Linked DNA regions of Homo sapiens: region 1 is linked to region 2. The links are chromatin contacts, found by Hi-C or POLR2A ChIA-PET in ENCODE. All regions are on one chromosome and are shown on one strand. The core of a region is the stretch at or near the end of the contact, and the rest is flanking DNA. Distances in the headings are between cores, read along the strand shown. Region 1 overlaps LOC105377158 (a long non-coding RNA gene). Region 2 overlaps LINC00870 (long intergenic non-protein coding RNA 870).

What was found. A loop is a pair of places that touch in the nucleus more often than their neighbours do. ChIA-PET counts read pairs that join two places held with the same protein, here RNA polymerase II (POLR2A). Pooled maps may share reads with other maps.
Region 1: a map with no recorded cell type shows a loop between it and region 2 (4-fold over the local background). The contact joins two enhancer-like sites. A Hi-C loop is called at or near these places in 2 of 168 maps with a recorded cell type or tissue (B cell and prostate gland), 5 of 37 single-sample maps with no recorded cell type and 7 of 50 pooled maps. POLR2A ChIA-PET finds 5 or more read pairs at or near these places in 5 of 52 experiments (A549, B cell, CD4-positive, alpha-beta T cell and 2 more).

What each region holds. Positions count from the first base shown.
Region 1 is chr3:72,287,649-72,292,976 of GRCh38, reverse strand. It overlaps LOC105377158 (a long non-coding RNA gene), which reads left to right. Exons shown (of 6, transcript XR_001740749.3): 4 at 462-554; 5 at 714-805. Among named protein-coding and RNA genes, the nearest start is that of LINC00870, 140 kb to the right of the region's middle. RefSeq lists an enhancer at 933-1,433 and a cis regulatory region at 2,914-4,150. Within about 2 kb of position 3,601, at least 5 of the 41 ENCODE cell types and tissues checked have a DNase peak (open chromatin) inside an H3K27ac peak, as active enhancers do; they include prostate gland, where a contact is called at or near this core.
Region 2 is chr3:72,174,314-72,180,283 of GRCh38, reverse strand. It overlaps LINC00870 (long intergenic non-protein coding RNA 870), which reads right to left. Exons shown (of 3, transcript NR_038221.1): 3 at 5,945-5,970. Among named protein-coding and RNA genes, the nearest start is that of LINC00870, 26 kb to the right of the region's middle. RefSeq lists a silencer at 2,426-2,565 and enhancers at 2,666-2,715, 2,726-2,785, 2,554-3,154, 3,106-3,235, 3,826-3,935. Within about 2 kb of position 3,068, at least 14 of the 41 ENCODE cell types and tissues checked have a DNase peak (open chromatin) inside an H3K27ac peak, as active enhancers do; they include prostate gland, where a contact is called at or near this core.

The DNA.
Region 1 (5,328 bases), core at 2,352-4,851, 110 kb before region 2:
AAGACTCTGTCTCAAAAAAAAAAAAAAAGTACTAAGGAAAGAAATAGTTTTGAAATACAATTATCATCTGGGCATGGTGGCTCACAACCTGTAATCCCAGCACTTTGGGAAGCTGAAGTGGGCAGATCACTTGAGGCCAGAAGCTCAAGACCAGCCTTGCCAACATGGTGAAACCCTGTCTCTACTAAAAATACAAAAATTAGCCAGCGTGGTGGCACGCGTCTGTAATCCCAGCTACTCGGGGGACTGAGGCACAAGAATCGCTTGAGCCTGGGAGGTGGGGGTTGCAGTAAGATGAGATTGCACCTTGCACTCCAGCCTGTGACAGGGGGAAACTCTGTCTCAAAAAAAATATGCAATTATCAAGATATTAAAAAGAAATGTACATATATGCTTCTTCTTCTTCTTTTTTTTTTTTTTTTTTACATATGTGCTTCTTTATGAATGCGTTAAATGAGAAGGTCTGGCAGTGTGTCTCACAGCTACCAGAAGCTTGAAGTGGTGCTGAACATGCATAATGTGCTGAGACGTCTGCAGCAACTGTCCTTCCATAGGTAACTATCTGTGATTTCTACTGGTGACAGTCACAGGCGCTGCTAATCTGACTGTAGTTTGTCACATTTACAATGGAGACAAATGCTGAACTTTGGTTAGAAGTTAGTGAAAATAATGATTCCACCCAAGTCCACTGACCCTCTGAATTCTATCCACAGACTCCTTGGATTTCGTGGTCCCAGGCTGAGAAAGCTTGGGGTAGAGAAATAGGGCTGAGGGCAAATCGCTGGCTGCAGCCGTGCTGTGGAAGGTGAGTGCCACTGGGCATAGCATGTCTCCATCAGAAGATGCAATCCGTTTTTCTCCTAGGTCCTGGATGCTGAGGTTTCAAGGGAGAAGAGGTGTGTGTCCTGGGGCTAGGGGTGTGTACGGAAGGGATTCAGAGCTTCTGAGACGAGCATGCCAAGGTTCTCATCCTAGCTCTTTTCGACACTGGTACTGTCACCCAAGCATGCTGCCTAACCTCTTCAGACTTCAGTTTCTTAATCTATAAAATGGCGCTCCTAAAGCCTGCTTCAAGGGTTTCCGTAATAATGAATGACAAATGCTTAGCACGGTAGCAGTGAACTTACTAGTTAGGTGTGCCAGCTGTGTAATCTTGCACAAGCCCTTGACTTCTCCAGGACTTGGTTTCCCTACCTGTAAAATAGGCTACAAGTGCCTGCCTTATTGTGAGGATGCAGAGCCTGGCACCAAAAGACAGCCCCATACACAGTGGCCGGACAGCTGAGGGCCCCAGGCAGCCCACAGGACTCCACACACAGCAGCTCTGGAGACTGCTTCCTTGGCCAGACTGTGCAGGGGACCAGTTGCAGGGGCTAGTCCTGGAGGATTCTCGGCAACCTTAACTCCTCAGGTGCACCAGTCAGTCCCTGCAGTGAGGGCCTTGGCCAGGTGTGTGGGGACGGGTGGGGAGGAAAACACCTGGGGAAGGGTGAGCTGTTGTAGCTGGCTCCCACTCCCCTGGACTGGGTGTCTCAGGACCCTGTGTCTAGAGCCCCAGCCTCTCCCACCGTGTTGGCTCTGACTCAGCCGTGCCTGTAGGGACACCTGGAGACCAGCCAAGCCAGACCCCAGCTAGCAAGCACTAGAGCCCTGGATTTTTTTTTAAAGAAAGAACTCAGCTGGGGTGTCACCTTCCCAGCCTCTGCCCCTTTCAGTCTGGAGTCTTTCATTTTCCCTCTGTTTCTTTCTCTTTCTGTGAATGAGGCTGTACCTTGCTTCTATTTCTCTCTCCCAGTCCCTCTACCTGTCTGCCTCTGCCTCTCTCTCTCTCTCTCTCTCTCTCTCTGCATTTATCTGTTTTTCTCTCCCACCCTCTCTTTCCCGGTCCTCTGTTTATTTAGTCAGTTTCTCTCCACTGTCTGACTGTCTTTCTATCTCTTTCCGTTCCTATCTTTGCTTCTCTCTGTCTCAATGTCTGCCTGTCTGTTTCTGTCTCTTCCTCTCTCCATGTCCCCGTCCCCTCTCCACCACGCATTTGACATAGGGCACTGAGTGACTGTGGAGGACAAATGCGTCCCGAAGTTTCCCTCCACTCCCACTTAGAAGGCAGAGCCTGCAGAGGAACAAATGGGACAGGGCACATAGGGCGCCTGGGACCTCTGAGTGTACGAACAACCTTAGCGATGACTTCTGTTTCTGTTAGACTGTGAACTCCTTGAAGACAAGAGCACATCTGAATTACCTTTGAATAATCAATAACTAGCACAGGGCCTGGTATGTTGCTGATGTTCAGTAAACATTTATTTACATGAGTAAGTGATAGAATGAAAAAAAACACATTTTTTTTTTCTATCAAGTAAAATTTACTCATGACCATTTTGGGCTATCAGGACCTCTTTTTTTTTTTTTTTTTTTTTTTTTTTTTTTTTTTTTTGAGATAGGGTCTTGCTCTGTCGCCCAGGCTAGAGTGCAGTGACATGATCACGGCTCACTGCAACCTTGACCTTCAGGGCTCAAGTGATCCTCCTACCTCAGCCTCCCAAGTAGCTGAGACCGCAGGGGCATGCCGCTATGCCCGCTAATTGTTAAAATTTTGTAGAAACGGGGTCTCACCATGTTGGCAAGGCTGATCTCAAACCCCTGGGCTCAAGCGATCTTCCCGCCTTGGCTTCTCAAAGTGTTGGAAATATAGGTGTAAGCCACTGAGCCTAGCCTGTCTTTATCATTTTAAGTGAGTGCCCCCTCAGATAGAGAAACCAAAGTCAGTTTTTAAACCCTTGCTTTTTTAACTCTAATCCTCCTGGCACCATCACCACCCCTTAAACCTCCCATTCCAGAATATTCCAGAATGTACCAGGCTGTTCTTAGCTGTAGGGTCTTTGCACTTTTGATTCTCCCTGCTAACTCCTGTTCATTCTTTCCATTTCCTCGTGGATGTACCATTCTCCTTCCCTGACTGCCAGGCTAGATTTGGCTTTCCCCTTCTGTTCTTCCACAGTAGGCCATGCACACACCTACTTAACTTGCCTCCTCCCTCTGAACTGTAGGCTGCTTGAGGGAAGGGAGTGGGGCTTTCCTCACCTTATCTAGGACCTCGCACGGGTCCTGTAGTTCCTACAAGTTTGCCAATACGTCCTGAGCATTGTAACTCCTGGGGAGTTGCTGGGAAGTGCCAGTGGCTAAGTGATAGCTCCTAGCTCTATCTCTAGTTTTTAGCAGTTAAAAGACAATCTTGTCCAAGAATGAGAAGACCACACAAAATGCAGGTGGAGGAGACCAGTCTGGGGAAGCCACTTCCGGGCACCCAGGAACGCCTTGCTGGCTGTACCTCGGCTGGGGCAGGAGCCCGCACGAGAGTTACTTGCCCTTCAGCTTCCATGTTAGACAGGTTGGTTCTCAGCCAGGCTGAGCCCCAGGCACAGAAATAACTACCTGCTCAGACTGGTGGTTCCACCCCCCATCTCCTGCAATATTTTTTCAACAGGAGGAAGTGAAATGAATTAATTATGAGCCGTGTGTGTTCACATGCATGCGTTCTGTTGCCGAGCTCCCGTTCTTGAAATGTGCAATCCCAATTGCAAATGAAACGCTCCCATCCTACCCCGTGCTCCAGAGGGTTTTCATAACAGCGCCTTTGTGGGCTCCCTTGAATGTCTGCCATGCCAAGGAGGCCGCACATTCCTCCGGCGGCTGCCTCGCTGGGCTTTGAGGAAATCTGCTGGCGGCAGCCCCAGTTTGCAGGAGGTGGGAGGGCATGTCGGAAACGTTGCTCTTAATCTGCCCATCTCCCCTTGAGCCCCCAGCAGCCCAGGGAGGAGGGGTTCAGATAAAGCCACATGCAGCAGGCAGATTAAGAGCTGCTGTTTTTATCGCTGCTTTCAGAGTCTCATGTCACATGGGCATTAGCAAGCAGGGGCGAGCAGGGGGGCACGCAGGGATGGGGGAGAAGGGCTGGCACCGCCCACCCCAGCAGCCGTCATGGCCCTGCCTGGAATCACTCGTGGGCAGCTGTAGCAAGGAGTGAAAGACAAAAATGATCCTGAATTGTGGCCTGGAAATATGAGCTTTGTATAGAGGCTCGTGGTGTTTAATGTTCAGAATATTAAATGTAACTGTGATGATAATGACAGCAACTGACATTCACTGTACGCTTACTAAATATTTTTCATATATTATTTAAATTGATCTTCATCATAAGTCTGTGGTGCAGGCACTGCTCTGATTCCCATTTTTCAGGGGGAGCCTTAAAGGAGGTCAGGAATGTGTGGGGGTCTCATGGTAGTCAGCAGTGGAGGTGGGACTTGAACTCGAGGAGCCTGGCTTAGGAGCCTGCGCATTGGCTTTCTCCTCCTTAAAGCCAGGGTGGGCTACAGCAGACAATACTGTTTAGAAGAGCACATGATGGACTTCAGCCTGTCACAGAGCTGTGTTCAGCTTCCAGCTCTGCAGCTTCCTACCTGGGGGCTCTCAAGAGGGTCGCTTCACCTCTCAGGGCCTCAATTTCCTCTGTGTGATACCTGGAGAAGCACACCTGTCTCACAGCTGCTGTCACGATTGAAGAATATAACACATATAAGGTGCCTGGTGGGCATCAAATTGCATCCCTCCAAAAAGATATGTTGAAGCCTTAACCCCCAGTTCCTGAGAATGGGACTTTATTTGGAAATAGGATTGTTGCAGATGTAATTAGTTGAGGTCACTGGGTGAGATGGGCCCTTTCCAATGTGGTTGGTGTTCTTAAAGGGGGAAATTGGGACACAGAGCCAGATACACACAGAGCTAAGACTCAGAGAAGATGGGCCTGTGAGGGCAGAGGTAAGTTATGTGGCCACAAGCCAAGGAACACCGATGATTGTTAAGAACTGCCTTGGCAAGGTGGATTCTTTCCCAGAGCCTTCAGAGGGAGCACAGCCCAGCTGAAGCCTTGATTTTGGACTAGCCTCCAGGACTGGGAGAGAATACACTGTCATTTAAAGCCACCCAGTTTTTGGTACAGTCATCACTTGGTATCCATGGGGGATTGGTTTCAGGACCCCCGTGCACCCAAAATCCAAGGATACTCAAGTCCTTGATATAAAATGGCATAGTATTTGCATATAAACTATGCACACCTTCCTATATACCTTAAACCATCTCCAGATTCCTGATAATATCTAATACAATATAAATGCCACGTAAGTACTTGTTATGTCATATTGTTTAGGGAATAATGACAGGAAAAAAAAGTCTGTGCATGTTCAGTACAGATGTAGTTTTTCCCCCTGAATATTCTTGATTCCATAGATGTGGAACCCACAGATGCAGAGGGCTGACCGTGCTTTGCTATGG
Region 2 (5,970 bases), core at 1,819-4,318:
GCTGGGATTACAGCTGCATGCCACCATGCCTGGCTAATTTTTTTTTTTTTAATTAGAGACAGGGTTTCGCCATGTTGGTCTGATCTCGAACTCCTGCCTGCCTCGGTCTCCCAAAGTGCTGGGATTACAGGCGTGAGCCACCACACCCGGCCAGCTGAGTTACTTGTAATAGTCGGGAAGGGGAACTTACATGAAAAAAGAAGGAGGTTTCAGAGGTCACAACTATGAGCAGTAAAGCTAAGAAAAAATGAAAGCTGAACGGGACCCTCTTACTCTCAGATTTCTGCATGGCTCCCGCCCTTGTCTTTCATTCCAGCCTCTGTTCAGATGTCACATTCTGCATACAATGGCACCTCCTAACAGAAGAAATGATGGCATGGGCATGCAATCTGCAAAATCCATACCACAGGATATTCTAGGGGACAAATGACCTGGCCATTTCAACAAAAACCTGCAAGAAACAAAAACGAAGAAAGGAAATGGGTAAGAACCTAAAGACTGAAAGAGATTTGTTAGAACCTGAATTTAAGTAAGGTTCATAGCATGCAAAAATATTCGTGACAATGGGGAGGTGTGAACACTGATGGGACATGATTGCATATTAAGGAGTCCTGGTTATTTTTTAAGTGTGATAATGGCATTGAGGTTATGTTTTGTAAAAGTCCCTATCTTTTAGAGTTAAAATAAATGACACCTCTCCACCTTCACACTCTATCTTACTTACCTTGTGCAGGGGAGGAAAGATTTCTTTTCACAAGAGAAAAGCATAGAAATTTATTTAATATAGTTTTATATGACATGGGTCCCTTTAGAAGTGAAAGACCGCAAAAAACAACAACGGGGAAACCTGTGTATTTTTACGCTAAGTTTCATGAAGAGGTGGATAGTCCTGGAGCAGTGCGATTGGACAAAGGGGGTGTGATCTACTGATAATAACCTGGGGGCCTGTTTGTTCAGATTCTTTGCTGAGTTCCTGCTTCATATACTCTCCTTTCCTCTGCTTATGACGTAGGCACTGCCCACATGAGTAGTATTCCACTGTATTCCACATGAGGCTCTTATGACCGACTTCAGCAGAAGGTCAGAGGATTCTATGATGTTTGATGGTGTGCTTCAGGGGAGAAGGGTTGGGGTCAAAGAGACCTTCCCGCTTCTGCTGGTTTTCTCAGATGCCAAGATGCTCTATTTTGGGGTAACATGTCCTAAACCCTATCACCTGCCTAATGTTACTTATTAGCTCTCATTTCCCCTGACACTTTCCCTTTTTGTTTTCTTGAGTAGAAGCTTCATAAAGGCAAGACCTTCATCTTACTCACAGCAGTTGATTCTATCACCTTGTATGGCCCCTGACACATAGAAGGTGCTCAATAAATTTTGTTGAATGGATGCATGAAGTGTTTGAGAAAGTTCCCCTGTGAGTAAAATGTCAAAGAGTTGAAAAACAGAAAGAAACAATGAAGCCTGGGGACATGGTTTCTGAAATCAGGTTTTTATTTTATTATTATTATTTTTTACAGTGCAAAGAGCTGGCTGTGAAAGGCAGCTTTGTTAGAACTATTTATGAAATTCTCACTTGTGCCTGACTGCGGGGAGATAAAAATCAACCTCCACAAAGGCCTCCCAGCTTGAGTTGTGGCTGCTGCACTATGGGTTTGTTTATGTTTAGCAGGTGGGGTCCACAGGGAGCCTGTGACCAGGGCAGGGGCTGCAGCAGTTGAAGATATGCCTGTCATTATTTAATTAAATCATCTCGGGCATGTCCCCTAACTTCTCCGAGCCTCAGTTTCATCTATGGTAAAAGGAGGTTGATTATCCATCTACTCACAGGGGTTCTGAGAGAAGCAAAGAACGGGCTGGTCCCAAGGAACTGCATTTGATAAGCCCCCTCCTCCCCCCACCCTACCCCTTCCCCAGGTGATTCTCAAGCTGGTGTCCCTGGGATCACCCCTGGAGAAACCACACCGATGGAAGTCACTTGAAACACAGGAGAAAAGATTCTAAAGTTGTGTCTAAACCAAAAATTGCTAACAGTCAAACTGCCTTTCAAAATTCTCTGGGAAGGGACCTCCCTGGAGAGGACAGCCATCTCTCCATGAGGTCAACACAGACATTGTTTCCTCCAGTGCTGAAACAGACCACCGTGCTTTCCCTGGGCCCCAGATGAACGGGGTGACGTGAGGCTCACCCCCGTTATGGGAAGACACTCTCACTGAGCGGGGCTCGGAGAAACTGGGACCCAGTGGTTGGCACAGCCAGGTTCTGAACGCAGACCATCTGGCCCCAGAGGCAAGGTCCTAACCCCTGTGCAGTGAGGGTGTCCATGGGGACCTCCACGGACCGGCAGTGCTTGGGTTAAAGCAGCCTTAGGGCCGTCGGTCTGGACGCGGCGCACACGCAGAAGTGAAGAGGGGAGGAGGGGAGGTGTTCAGTGCAGCGGAGTTAACCACAGAAACCACGGCGAGGGGAGGCGTGGGCCCTCGCCCGGCTTCGGTGGTCACTGGTCTCACGGGCGGTACTAGGCAGGTGAGCTGTGATTAAAAATTGGCTCAGCCACCGGTCCTTTACCCAAGCTGCTCACAAGTCAGAGAGGCTGGCTGCTTTGAGTTTCCTCTGTTTCTTTCCTTTTTCTTCTTGGTTATAGGCACTGCACAGTGTTAGCATAGCTCAGAAGGAGACCCCGGGATAACAAAAAGGCCTGCACGATCCCCAGCCTGACCATCAACAGGGACCTGCCATGGGTCAGAAGGGACCTGCCCACACATGTCCGCATGTCCTCTGCGGCTGGGGAGGAGGAGGCAGGATTCCTGGCTTCCCTCCAGGCTCTGCAACCACTTCCCCTCCTCCCTCTCTCCTGCTATTAAATTTAGGTCTCTTTCCGGAATGTTCTAAGCCTTTTTAAAGGGAGCAACACACTGTTCCTGCGTTGGCTGTTACCTCTGAGAAACCGGGAATAAATTGCCAAGTAACTGCCGATGGCTTTGAGCCTGGACTCTGGGCTCGGGATCCTCCTAGGCCCACCCCTGGGATGAGTCATCGTCAGTCGGAAGGACCTCTCCCTCCTAAGACCCCTGAGCTGCTCCAGGCGCGGCTGTAAAAGCTGGCCTCGGCATGGCCCCTGTCTCTCCCCACGCCTGACCGCCCTGCTCCTCACCCCACTGTCCTCTCCCTGATGTCAGCTCATTCATTCCACCGGTCTCTGTCACAGATCCCAACAGGCTCTGCCTGTGGCAGCTGCCCCTCACTCCTGGGCAGGCTGATCCCACCCTAACGGTTTCCAACAACTGCTGGCTTTGCCTGAGGGTCCTCTCTGGCTGCCCCAGCCAGCCCAGCCCCTGGTACAAGCCAGGCCAGAAGTTCCAGGGTGTTACCCCTCCAGTCCCCAGCTGCCCTCAGCCATGCCTGGTGGACACACACCCCAGGTCCAGTGCCCCTCCATGGGGATAGCTAAGGTGTGTTTTACTCCCCATGCTGCGGACCCCAGTTCCCCACAGACACACCCTGTAGGGCTTTTTCTCCCTTCCTTGTCTCACTTCCCCTCTCTTACTGGGTCACCTAACCACTTGCACAGACATCTGCGCCAGTGGGAACTCAACCTTGAGAGCGCCTTTCAGAGGCTTAACACATATTCATGGTGAGCCAGGTAACTAACCACTTGGGCCTGTCTTACGAAAAGAGGTGTGACCGCAAACGGACGGATCTGACCCCAGACATTGCAGAGGTCAGCCTCACAGACACAAGGGCTGCTGAAGCACTACTACCAAATTTGCAATTCGCTTTTAAAAGATTTGAGTTCCTACCATGGGCCAAGCAGTGTGCCAGGCTCTGGTGATACAGGGTTGGGCAAATTAGACAAGAACTTTCTTTACTGGGGTATACCTGCTGGTGGAACTATCCAATGACTAAGACAAAAAAAGTCAATTGTTTAAGTGTTATGCAGAGTGTAATGTGTTACTTTAGGTGCTCAGGGAAAGTCATGTTTAGGCTGAGCTATGAATTATACAAAGGAGCCAAATGGATAAAGGTAAGACAGATGGGCCGGGCGCGGTGGCTCATGCCTGTAATCCCAGCACTTTGGGAGGCTGAGGTGGGTGAATTGCTTGAGCCCAGAAATTCAAGAGCAGCCTGGACAATGTGGTGAGACACCGTCTCTATAAAAAATGCAAAAATGAGCCAGGAATGATGATATGCACCTGTAGTCACAGATACCCAGGAGGCTGAGGTGGGAGGATCATAAGCCCAGGAAGTTGAGGCTATGGTAAGCCATGACTGTGCCACTGCACTCCAGCCTGGGCAACAGAACAAGATACTGTCTCAACAGCAACAGCAACAACAACAACAACAACAACAAGACAGGAGATCACAGATAGAGGGAGCAAAAGCATGAAAATGGGAAGCTTTCTCAGAGTGCTATGAATGGAGCGGCTTCCTGGAAGCTGGGCAGTGACTAAGGGCAGTGCCTGGTACAGAGTGTAGGCTCAACCTGGTCTTGGGATTAGGGCAGAATTCTCTGCGGAAGTAAGGAGACATAAATCTGAAGAATCAGAAGGAGTAATTGAGGACTAGGAAGAGAAAGAGACTTCCAGGCAGAGAGAACAGCATATGCAAAGGTCCTGAGGCTAGAGACTGCCCAGTACATTTTGACTGGCTAAACAGGAATTAAGGGGTAGAGGGCTCAAGATGAGGCTAGAGGGGTAGTGTGATTGATAATCTTATTGTTCAGCAAACGTTCACTCTTCTCCCTGCCCATTTAGGGAAGAGGATACTTCCTCTGCCCCACCAACTTGAGGCTTGTCCTTGTGACTTGCTTGAGTCAATGAACAGAAGCAACTACAACATAAGCAGAGGCTTGAAGTGTGCAATTCAACTTGGTCTCTGGCATCCCCACTATTCGCCATGAAAAGAGTATACTCTGGTTAGCAAGTGAAGCAGATTGAGGTCGATCCTCAGCCTGGAGCTAGCTGAACCGTACAGTCAGTGGAGAGAATCGATAGTTATTTTAAGCCACCAAATGTTGAGGATGATTGTTACATAGCATTATTTTGGTAATAGCTGACTAATACAAGTGGGTAGGGAACCAATCCTGAAGGGAGGCCACTAAGAAGTTATGCAGGGAGCGCTTGCTACCTGCGCAGATTGGTCAGCTGGGTTGGGAGGTTACTTCTATGCAGTTGTCCTGCAAAGATGATGTAATGCAGATAAATGAATGATTTATGGGAAGCTAAAAAGTTGCCTTTGGGCGAGATCAAGGAGCCAGGCTGCTGAGAATAAGCCTTCATATGACACAAATCCTAAGCTTGGCTTTCCTTATCAGTCCCAGGTAAAAGGACCGTCTGTGTGCATGGTCTAGGATGTTTAGTGTGAAGTCAGGTCACGCTGTCATTTCCAAGGTGAACTCCTTATGGGCAAAGATTTAACTGTGGACAGAAGTACAGATAAATATGCTGACAGAAATGAAGAGAAGATGAGTCAAAATGGAGGCATACAAACTCAGGGAATAAAATGTTATACCTTTCAAAGTGACAGTGGAAGGCTGACCACCATTTCGGCTCCTCCCAAAGGGGCTGCTGTCCCTTGAAATACAAACTCCCAGCAGTATCGGTGGTTCTGGAATGGGAGCATCTGTTCTCCAAGGGAATTACAGGACAGAGCAGGAATCTTCAGTGTGGGGAGGAGACAGGGGAAAAGAGGTGGGGTAGCTCAGACATGATCAGATGGGTCACTGTCTGGGACAAGCCATTTACAAAGACTATGTGAACAAAGTCAACCTTGATCTGGGTTGGCAGCTGGGTGGTGGTGGGGGAGAGAGTGTTATGTACTCAAAAGCCAGGGCTTCTATGAGGACATTTCCGGAAAAGTTACAGCCTTCCCTTGTCGGCTCTTGGAATAACTAGATTTCCTTCCTCATCTTAGAAAAATGCTTCTAGAGTCAACTGATAGCAATTGAAACAGTAGAAGTATCCAGTTTTTATT